2 separate regions of the Homo sapiens genome follow, and region 1 is linked to region 2. Evidence: read pairs that join two places in POLR2A ChIA-PET (ENCODE). Cell type or tissue: IMR-90. All regions are shown on one strand. Each heading gives the region's core, and the rest is flanking DNA. Links, peaks and the distances in the headings are about the cores only. Region 1 overlaps CCDC14 (coiled-coil domain containing 14). Region 2 overlaps MYLK (myosin light chain kinase).

Region 1 (4,398 bases), core at 194-4,193, 190 kb before region 2:
ACAAAAAATACCAAAGTTAGCTGTGCGTGGTCGTGCATGCCTGTAGTCCCAGCTACTCGAGAGGCAGAAGTGGGAGGAGCCCAGGAGGTGGAAGCTGCGGTGAGCCACTATCATGCCACTGCATTCCAACGTGGGCGACAGAGTAAGACCCTGTCTCAAAAAAATAATAAATAAATATATTAAAATAATATCTCAATAAACTGTTATTTTGTAAAAGTTATATATGGTATACAGTCTGTTTAGTAAAGAAAAAGGAAGAAAAGAAAAAAATAGTGAGTCAGCATGGTCAAGTGCCATGAGAGTTTGCTTAGGAGTTACTATGAGCATCTGCTTCATTCTAAGGGGCAACTCTTAGCCCCAAGCAGAAAATCCGATGAAGCGGAGGATGTAGTTCTCTGGTAGTTTTCCTTCCTTCTCACAATCTTTTTTGTCATACTGCTAAATTCAGCTTCTTTATGGGTATGAAATCACAAGCTGATATCTTTTATTTATAAAGTACTTTGATTTTTTTCAAAGTTCTGTCTTTCCTATGTCATTTTATTTGTCCTCATCTATGGAGGGAAGATTTTAGTATCTGCATTTTCATAGATGGGCAAACTGAGGCCACGCAAATTAAGTATTAGTAGAATGTTAATAACAGAGCTGGGACTAGAACTCACATCTTTTAATTTCTAGCCAGATGTTCCTCTTGCACATGGAGTGGCTTTAGCCATGGTGACAACTCCATGCCTGATTTAGCCTAAGTAAACGTTATAATTTTTTTACCTGGGAGGTAGACGGATGAATGGATGGATTCGTTTGTTTATTCAACAAACATTAATTTTGTATTATGTTCCAAATATATATGTGTGAAGCATACATAAAAATATTTAATTACTTTTAGTTGCTAAATATCCACATTGACAAGTGAAGAGCTTATTCTAGTGCTTTACTGACATATGTAGGGATACATCTTTTTTATTTATTTATTTATTTTCTTTGAGACATAGTCTCACTCTGTCGCCCAGGCTGGAGTGCAGTGGCGCTATCTTGGCTCACTGCAAGCTCCGCCTCCTGTGTTCACGCCATTCTCCTGCCTCAGCCTCCCCAGTAGCTGGGACTACAGGTGCCCTCCACCACGCCCAGCTATTTTTTTTTTTTTTTTTTTTTTTTAGTAGAGACTGGGTTTCACCATGTTAGCCAGGATGGTCTCTATCTCCTGACTTCATGATCCACCAGCCTCAGCCTCCCAAAGTGCTGGGATTACCAGCGTGAGCCACCGTGCCAGGCCAGATACGTCTTTTTTTAAGTAAATGCATTGCACATGTTGACAATACTATTCAACATATGCAATGCATTTACTAAGAAAATTGGTAACAAAAACATAAGAAAAATCTTTCAGAGTAACAGTATAACTTTTCTAGAAATTAGTAGAAATGGAAGCCCAAAGAAAAAAGGGACTTACCTGACTTTCACAGCTAGTGTCTGAACTAGGACCAGAGCCAGGATTTTGGATTCTGTCTTCAGCTTTGCTTTCTGTTTTAAAGAGGACAGCTTTTCTCTGAATAAAGATGCTCCATTATTGAGGGATTCTTCTACCTGTGTAGGAGATACTTTTGTACCTGCTCATTCTTTCAAAATAACATGCAGTCTGCCTTTTCCATTGTTTATTCAGAATGAAAAAATGTAACTGGAGCCTTTTTTTTTTCCTTAACATTTATCTAACATAGAAGTATAGGAACTGAAAAAGTTCATTAATTCTTGCTATTTGCCTTTATAAAAGGCCCTGTCTAGAATATTAGATACAGACTTTTGCTCTCCTTTTCGTAAGACTAAAGAATTTTCCTATCAGTTTTTTACATTTTTGTTAAGCACGTTTTTATGCTGGGCATAAATCCTGCCTCATGACTACTAGCTCACCTGTCAGATTGACTGCACTCTTATGAATGATTGTAAAAACATGATGGGAAGGCTTAGCACAGTATCTCATGTAGAGTTTAGCACTATCCCTACATTTTCTAAAGATTTAGAAACAGCTTCAAAATTCTAAGTACGTTCATTGATGTCAGTTTTATACTTTTTTTTGTTTTGAGGCAGAATCTCGCTCTGTCACCCAAGCTGGAGTCCAGTGGTGCGATCACAGCTCAGTACCGCCTCAACCTCCCTGGCTCATGCAATCTTCCCACTTCAGGCTCCCAAGTAGCTGGGACCACAGGCACATGCCACTGTGCCCAGCTATTTTTTTTTTTTTTTTTTTACTTTTAGTAGAGACGAGGTCTCGCCATGTTGCCCCAGCTGGTCTTGAACTTCTAGGCTCAAGCAGTTCTCCCACCTTGGCCTCCCAAAGTGCTGGGATTACCAGCACACCCAGCCATTGTTTTGTTCTTTACATTAAAACAAAACAAAAAAGTCTCTGAGCTTAATTATATCTAAATTCATCCACATTGTTGATTTATAATTTCTTTGATGACACCCTATGCAATTCAATTGGTTAGGAACATCTCTAGTACTATAAGTGGATTGCTGTGACCATTTTAATTTTACTTTGGACGTTAGAGTGTAAAGCACCAGCATCCGACAGTACAGATAAATCTACATGCTCTTCTACTCCTTCACTCTTCCCATAGTCACCTTAGTCAGATAGGCATATGGTTTTGGTATGTGTGTTTTAAATAATCTCCGAAAAGAGATTTTGTAAAATTTCTGAATGCCTTTCTCAGACTTTGGGGGAGGAGTAATGGGACTGAAAGGTACATGTACAAGGTCTAAAGAAATACCACAAACCCTCTTTCTTTTCCTTCTCCAACCTTTAATGATTTTAAATGTGCCTGTGTCACTTTTTTTTCAGATCTTACTACAACATGTTATAAAACCATTAAAATGTGAGGAAAATTAATATTTTAAATATTAATTTAAATAATATTTTAAATATTAATTTAAATAATATTTATATTTAAAAATATATAAATTAAATAATATATAACATTATTTAAGTAAATAGTGAATAGTTTCAAAGAGCATTCTTACAAGTACTCATAGTTATTTAAATTAATATATTTTTGTAAGTAGCCTAGAAAGAACCCTGCATTTGTTATGAAAATGTGCCAGTTTTCTAAGTATTAAAAATCAGTGTCTTTAGCTGAATTATGTATAATAGAAACACCAATATATCCGCTTGTCACAGTTTAGGTGCTCATATTCCTTCCTTTAAAATTTTAACGTTTTCATATTTCTTACAGAGATTTTTAATTTCAGAGACAATGGTGAGTCATATTCTGTTTATACATCAGAAGATTAGTAATTGCTACTAATTTCCAGAAATTAAGCTTTTTTAAATGTCATTGTCCCTTCCTTTCTTTATCTCTGATTTTATCTATAGCAACAGTAATTTTTTTTAAAACTGGAAAGAAACTTCAATATAAGTATTCCTTTACTGAAAATAAACAAAAATAAAAATTTCGGTATGCAGTCTGATCAAATTAATTAGTGGGTCATTATTCGTTACAGCATTCCTTCAAAGATATGTTTCTCCAGCATATTTTTGTGTTGTAGTAACAACTCATTAGCTTCTTTTAATATCATAATTGACAAATTAATACCATTTTAACTATATTTATGGGGTACAGTGATGTTTTGGTATATGTAAACAAGGTGAAATAACTAAATCAAGCTAATTAAATGTCCATCATCTCACTTATTGTATTTTGGAGTGAGACATTTGGAATTTACTTTTTTAGCAATGTTGGATTATTATTAAGTATAATCACCCTAGGCTGGACGTGGTGGCTTCCGCCTGCAATCCTAACACTTTGGGAGGCCAAGGTGGGCAGATCACCTGAGGTCAGGAGTTTGAGACCAGCCTGGCCAACATGGTAAAACCCTGTCTCTACTAAAAATACAAAAATTACCTGGGCATGGTAGCAGGTGCCTGTAATCCCAGCTACTCGGAAGGCTGAGGCAGGAGTATGACTTGAACCCAGGAGGCAGAGGTTGCGATGAGCTGAGATTGCACCACTGTACTCCAGCTTGGGCAACAGAACAAAACTCCATCTAAAAAAAAAAGTATAGTCACCCTACTGTTCAATAGAACCCACAAACTTATTCCTTCTATGTAACTGAAACTTTGTACCCTTTGACTAACATCTCCCCATTTCCCATACCCTACCTTACATCCACCACAACCCCAGTCTCTGGTAACCACTATTCTACTCTCTGCTTCTATGAGTTCAACTTTTTTATATTCCATATATAAGTGAGGTCATGCAGTATTTGTCTTTCTGTTCTTGGCTTATTTCACTTAACATATGGATGTCCTCCAGGTTCATTCATGTTGCAAATGACAAAATTTCCTGGGTTTTTTTTTGTTTTTTTTTTAAGGCTGAGTAGTATTCCAATATGTTTATATGCCACGTTTTCCTT
Region 2 (4,398 bases), core at 183-4,182:
TTGCCTGATATTTGTTTTAAAATACTCAAAAACAAATAAACGAAAGAAAACAAAAATGGATATATAAGACTGGCAAAATGTGGTATCTCCTTAATCGTGGTGATGGCTTTCAGGGTTTGTTATCTCTTTCTACTATTGTATATTTTTAAGTTTACCATGATAAAATTTGAGAAAGAATATAGCAGGAAAAATATGTATTTTATGTTTTTTCTTTGAAGAACTGGATAACATTAAAAGTATGCTTTTCTGTACACTGGTAAGTTACAGCATTTGGGTTTGGAATTTTCAGTAGATGTTTGTTTGTCCCTGGATTGGTTTTTTTTCCTTCTGTTTAGTGAACAGAAACAGATTCCATGCCCTCAGGGTATGGTAGCACCAGCCACTATTAAGAAGCCCAAAGGACAGAACCTGAAGCTTTGACAATGTACTCTAGGGCTGGGGGGAGTTCAAAGGCCAAAGACGTTCAGCACCAGGGAAGCTGGAAGGAGCCAGCAGGGTGGGACCACGGTGATGAGGAAGTGCCTGGGGAGGGAAATTTTGGTGTATACAGCATTCTACTAACAGTCTTTCCACCCTTCCCCCTTTTTCCAGGTTTGGACAGTGCCAATAGGTATGTCTAGGCTTTGTGACTTTTACGTTTTCCCTCTTGAAATGCCCTGCAAGGATGTTACCGAGAAATGCCCTGAATTTCTGAATCATCTTATGGGGCAGAAGAATTGGCCATTTGGAGGATGTTGTTTTATTTTGGGTGTTTTGTCTTGTTCTCCTATTGTAATATGACACACGGGTTCTATCTCAGGTTGCTGTCAGTATTGAGACTGGAAAACTCAGTGTTGCCACCTTTCACAGTATCTACACAGTCTCTTCTCTGGTTAGCATCCTGAGGAAGAACACTGCTCTGAGAAGGCCGCCTTCCTCATTCCAGGGCGGAATCTGTTCACTCATCCAGCCCAGACCCAGCAGGAGCCTCTTTCCTGTGTGTGAGGCTCGGCGCTAGATGCTGGATGTGCAGGGGTGGGCGTAGAGGAGGGCTTAAACCACACGAACGCACATTACCAACTGGGATGCGTCTGTGAGGAAGGACAACAGGAAGGCACTGATTAGAATAGAGGGGCAGGGAAGCCATTTCGGGAACTTGGTATTTGAGCTCAGACCTGTGCAAAGGAATGTTAGCTGGTGAAGAAAAGCTCAGGGAGTGTGCTCCAAACAGCAGGGATAGCATGTACAAGCTGTGAACCAAGAGATGGGCCCATGGGGACCCAGAAGGACGCCAGTGTGGCCGCAGCCTGGTGAATGGCAGGCCAATGTCTGTACGATCAGGAGCTGGCATTCCTGTGGGCCCTCTTGTGGGGCTCAGTTTCATTCTTAAAGTAGTGGAAAAGCTGTTGGAAAATCCTTGGGCTTGAAATGACATAATTTGATTAATGTTTTTAAAAGATCGACTATGGTCGCTGTATAGAAAATAGATTAGAGAGGGCAGAGTGGACACGGGACACCGGTGGCAGAGGTTGAACTACGGAGGCACTAGTAGAGAAGGGAACTGTAGGGAAAGCAGGGCTCTGGGCAGGGTTGTGGGACAGGCAAGTGTCGGGAATGGCTGCTTGTGCTGTGGCTTGGGAAACTGGGCAAACTGCAGAGAAAGATGCTCTTACTTGCCCTTAACTTGTGGGCTTTTGTGATCCCTGGAATCCGTGCTTGTGATGAGTAATATTTGTGAGTAACCAGATGATCATTCTATTCTCCCCTCTCCTCACCCACCCTACCCCCACCCTCACCACCACACAGGTCATTTGTGAGAGAAACAAAAGCCACCAATTCAGATGTCAGGAAAGAGGTGACCAATGTAATCTCAAAGGAGTCGAAGCTGGACAGTCTGGAGGCTGCAGCCAAAAGCAAGAACTGCTCCAGCCCCCAGAGAGGTGGCTCCCCACCCTGGGCTGCAAACAGCCAGCCTCAGCCCCCAAGGGAGTCCAAGCTGGAGTCATGCAAGGACTCGCCCAGAACGGCCCCGCAGACCCCGGTCCTTCAGAAGACTTCCAGCTCCATCACCCTGCAGGCCGCAAGAGTTCAGCCGGAACCAAGAGCACCAGGCCTGGGGGTCCTATCACCTTCTGGAGAAGAGAGGAAGAGGCCAGCTCCTCCCCGTCCAGCCACCTTCCCCACCAGGCAGCCTGGCCTGGGGAGCCAAGATGTTGTGAGCAAGGCTGCTAACAGGAGAATCCCCATGGAGGGCCAGAGGGATTCAGCATTCCCCAAATTTGAGAGCAAGCCCCAAAGCCAGGAGGTCAAGGAAAATCAAACTGTCAAGTTCAGATGTGAAGGTGAGTAGAGGTAATTAGGGTCACCGATTGCCAAAATGTAGCCCCTTGGTGGCCACTCCCTTCCTTCAGCACCCAGCTAGTCTGCATCACCTATATCCACTCATCTTCTTGGACTAGCTCCCCTAGAAAACCACCTTACAAGGGCCTTCCCCTTAGGAGTGACTCATTGTAGAAATGCCCTTTATTCTGGAGAGACCCCTAACAGTAGCCTGTTGTTTGCTCTTGGATAGAGTACTGGCCCTGGCCCTAGTTCTTACCACCCTAGAAGAAACACCCTCATTATCGCCAACATCGAAAAGCAAACCTCATGGTCTCCTCCGCCCTTTCTTCCCCTTGCCTGGCTTTGGCCAACCTGGAGACCTTGCCCATCACGCTGTATTCATCCTCCTCAAGGCCCCTGACTCTCTCAAGAGGTTTCGTCTTGTGGAGTGTGGTTGAGGGTGAGGAAGCAGACTCAGAGGTGGGAGGGCAGCTCCACACCAAACTGAGCCCTTTCCTCCAGCTCACACCTTCCCCACCTACCTCACAATCACAGGGTGCTCTCCAGGGCATAGGGAGCTCACGTTCTTTACCTGGCCCTGTAGTTTCCGGGATTCCAAAGCCTGAAGTGGCCTGGTTCCTGGAAGGCACCCCCGTGAGGAGACAGGAAGGCAGCATTGAGGTTTATGAAGATGCTGGCTCCCATTACCTCTGCCTGCTGAAAGCCCGGACCAGGGACAGTGGGACATACAGCTGCACTGCTTCCAACGCCCAAGGCCAGCTGTCCTGTAGCTGGACCCTCCAAGTGGAAAGTGAGTACACTTCTCCAGGTCACCCCGCATTCTCTGTGGGACAACCATTCATGGGGTGCTTCACCTTCTGCAGATGGTTCATCTCCTATAGCCCCCTGCCTTGGTGCACAGCCCGACAGAAATGTCACCCCCAATCACATGCCAAGGCCAAGTGTGTTGCTCTAGGCCAGTGATTCATAATCAGGAGTTCACATCAGAATCACCTCAAAATAAACATGCATGGCCCCACACCCAGCCCAACTGACAGCTACCTTTCCTAGGTCCCTCAGCTGTTTGAATAGTGCCGTGACTCACGTTTGTAACCACAGAGAACTGAGTGTTCATTAAATATACAGGTTTAGAGTAATGTGAGATGATGTGGGATCCCACATCTTTTATGTTTATTGTACTGTCTGTTTATAAAAGTAATGCATGTTCATTGTGGGGAATTTAAACAATATATAACCTTATGACTCAGAAATAAATTATATTTTAATGTTTTTTATACAAACTTACCATTGTGGTATTTGTATACTGCTTTCTATCCTAATTTGCTCATGTGATATTAACATCTTTTTATACAATTCTTGGAAAGCATGACTTTTAGTAGCCATATAATATTGCATGAAATGGCTGTATCTAATTTAGGTATGCTGTTATTTGTTGAATAATTAAATTGTTTCCATTTTTCACTATTATAACATACCTATGATAAATATTCTTGTACCTGTCTATCTCTATAAAATTTCCCCCTTACTCTAAATGCATATGTAAGCCCCAGGCCCATGCCATACCCTTGAGAAATGCATTAACAAATACCACAAGAGTAGAATCTGCAAATTGCAGGCTGCTGGAAACTGTGGAACAAATAACTTTCACCCATTTTTTTTCCACATACAAATTGCAAGCAAAAAAAAAAAAAAAAAGACAACCTATAGAAAACTTATATTAGAAGGTATATAGTAACATCAACAATTACAATAATTTTTGATAATCTTCTGCCAATCCTGACTGAGATAATCTTTAAAAAGTTTTTATGGGAACATCAAGAGAATTTGGACACTGATAAGATTTAATATAAAGGAATTCGTGGTGTTTTAAGATGTGATGGTGGTCTTGTTACTTTTTTTTTTATAAGTTCATCTGTTTGAGAGATATATCCTGAGTTATTTACTGGTGAAATGATATGGCTTTTTATATTTGACTTAGAAATAATTCATGTTTGGGGAGCACTGGCAGGGATATCAATGAAATAATATTGATATAAATGAAAGTTGAGAGATGGGTACATAGGAATTCACTACACT

Evidence for each region. ChIA-PET counts read pairs that join two places held together with the same protein. Peaks named below come from ENCODE experiments on the same cell type or tissue, not always from the same donor. Only the 100,000 strongest peaks of a DNase experiment are listed, where the experiment ranks them.
Region 1: POLR2A ChIA-PET joins it to region 2 with 6 read pairs; 2 of 35 experiments call an interaction of 5 or more read pairs at or near these places.

Annotation. Positions count from the first base shown.
Region 1 is chr3:123,925,088-123,929,485 of GRCh38, reverse strand. All of the region lies in intron 12 of CCDC14 (coiled-coil domain containing 14), which reads left to right. Among named protein-coding and RNA genes, the nearest start is that of CCDC14, 34 kb to the left of the region's middle. In IMR-90, for the core only: no CTCF peak of the experiment used is centred there; no DNase peak of the experiment used is centred there.
Region 2 is chr3:123,731,610-123,736,007 of GRCh38, reverse strand. MYLK (myosin light chain kinase) reads left to right here. Exons shown (of 34, transcript NM_053025.4): 9 at 592-610; 10 at 1,786-2,321; 11 at 2,906-3,112. Among named protein-coding and RNA genes, the nearest start is that of MYLK-AS2, 44 kb to the right of the region's middle. In IMR-90, for the core only: no CTCF peak of the experiment used is centred there; DNase peaks (open chromatin) are centred at 1,687 and 3,397; H3K27ac peaks cover 3,324 bases.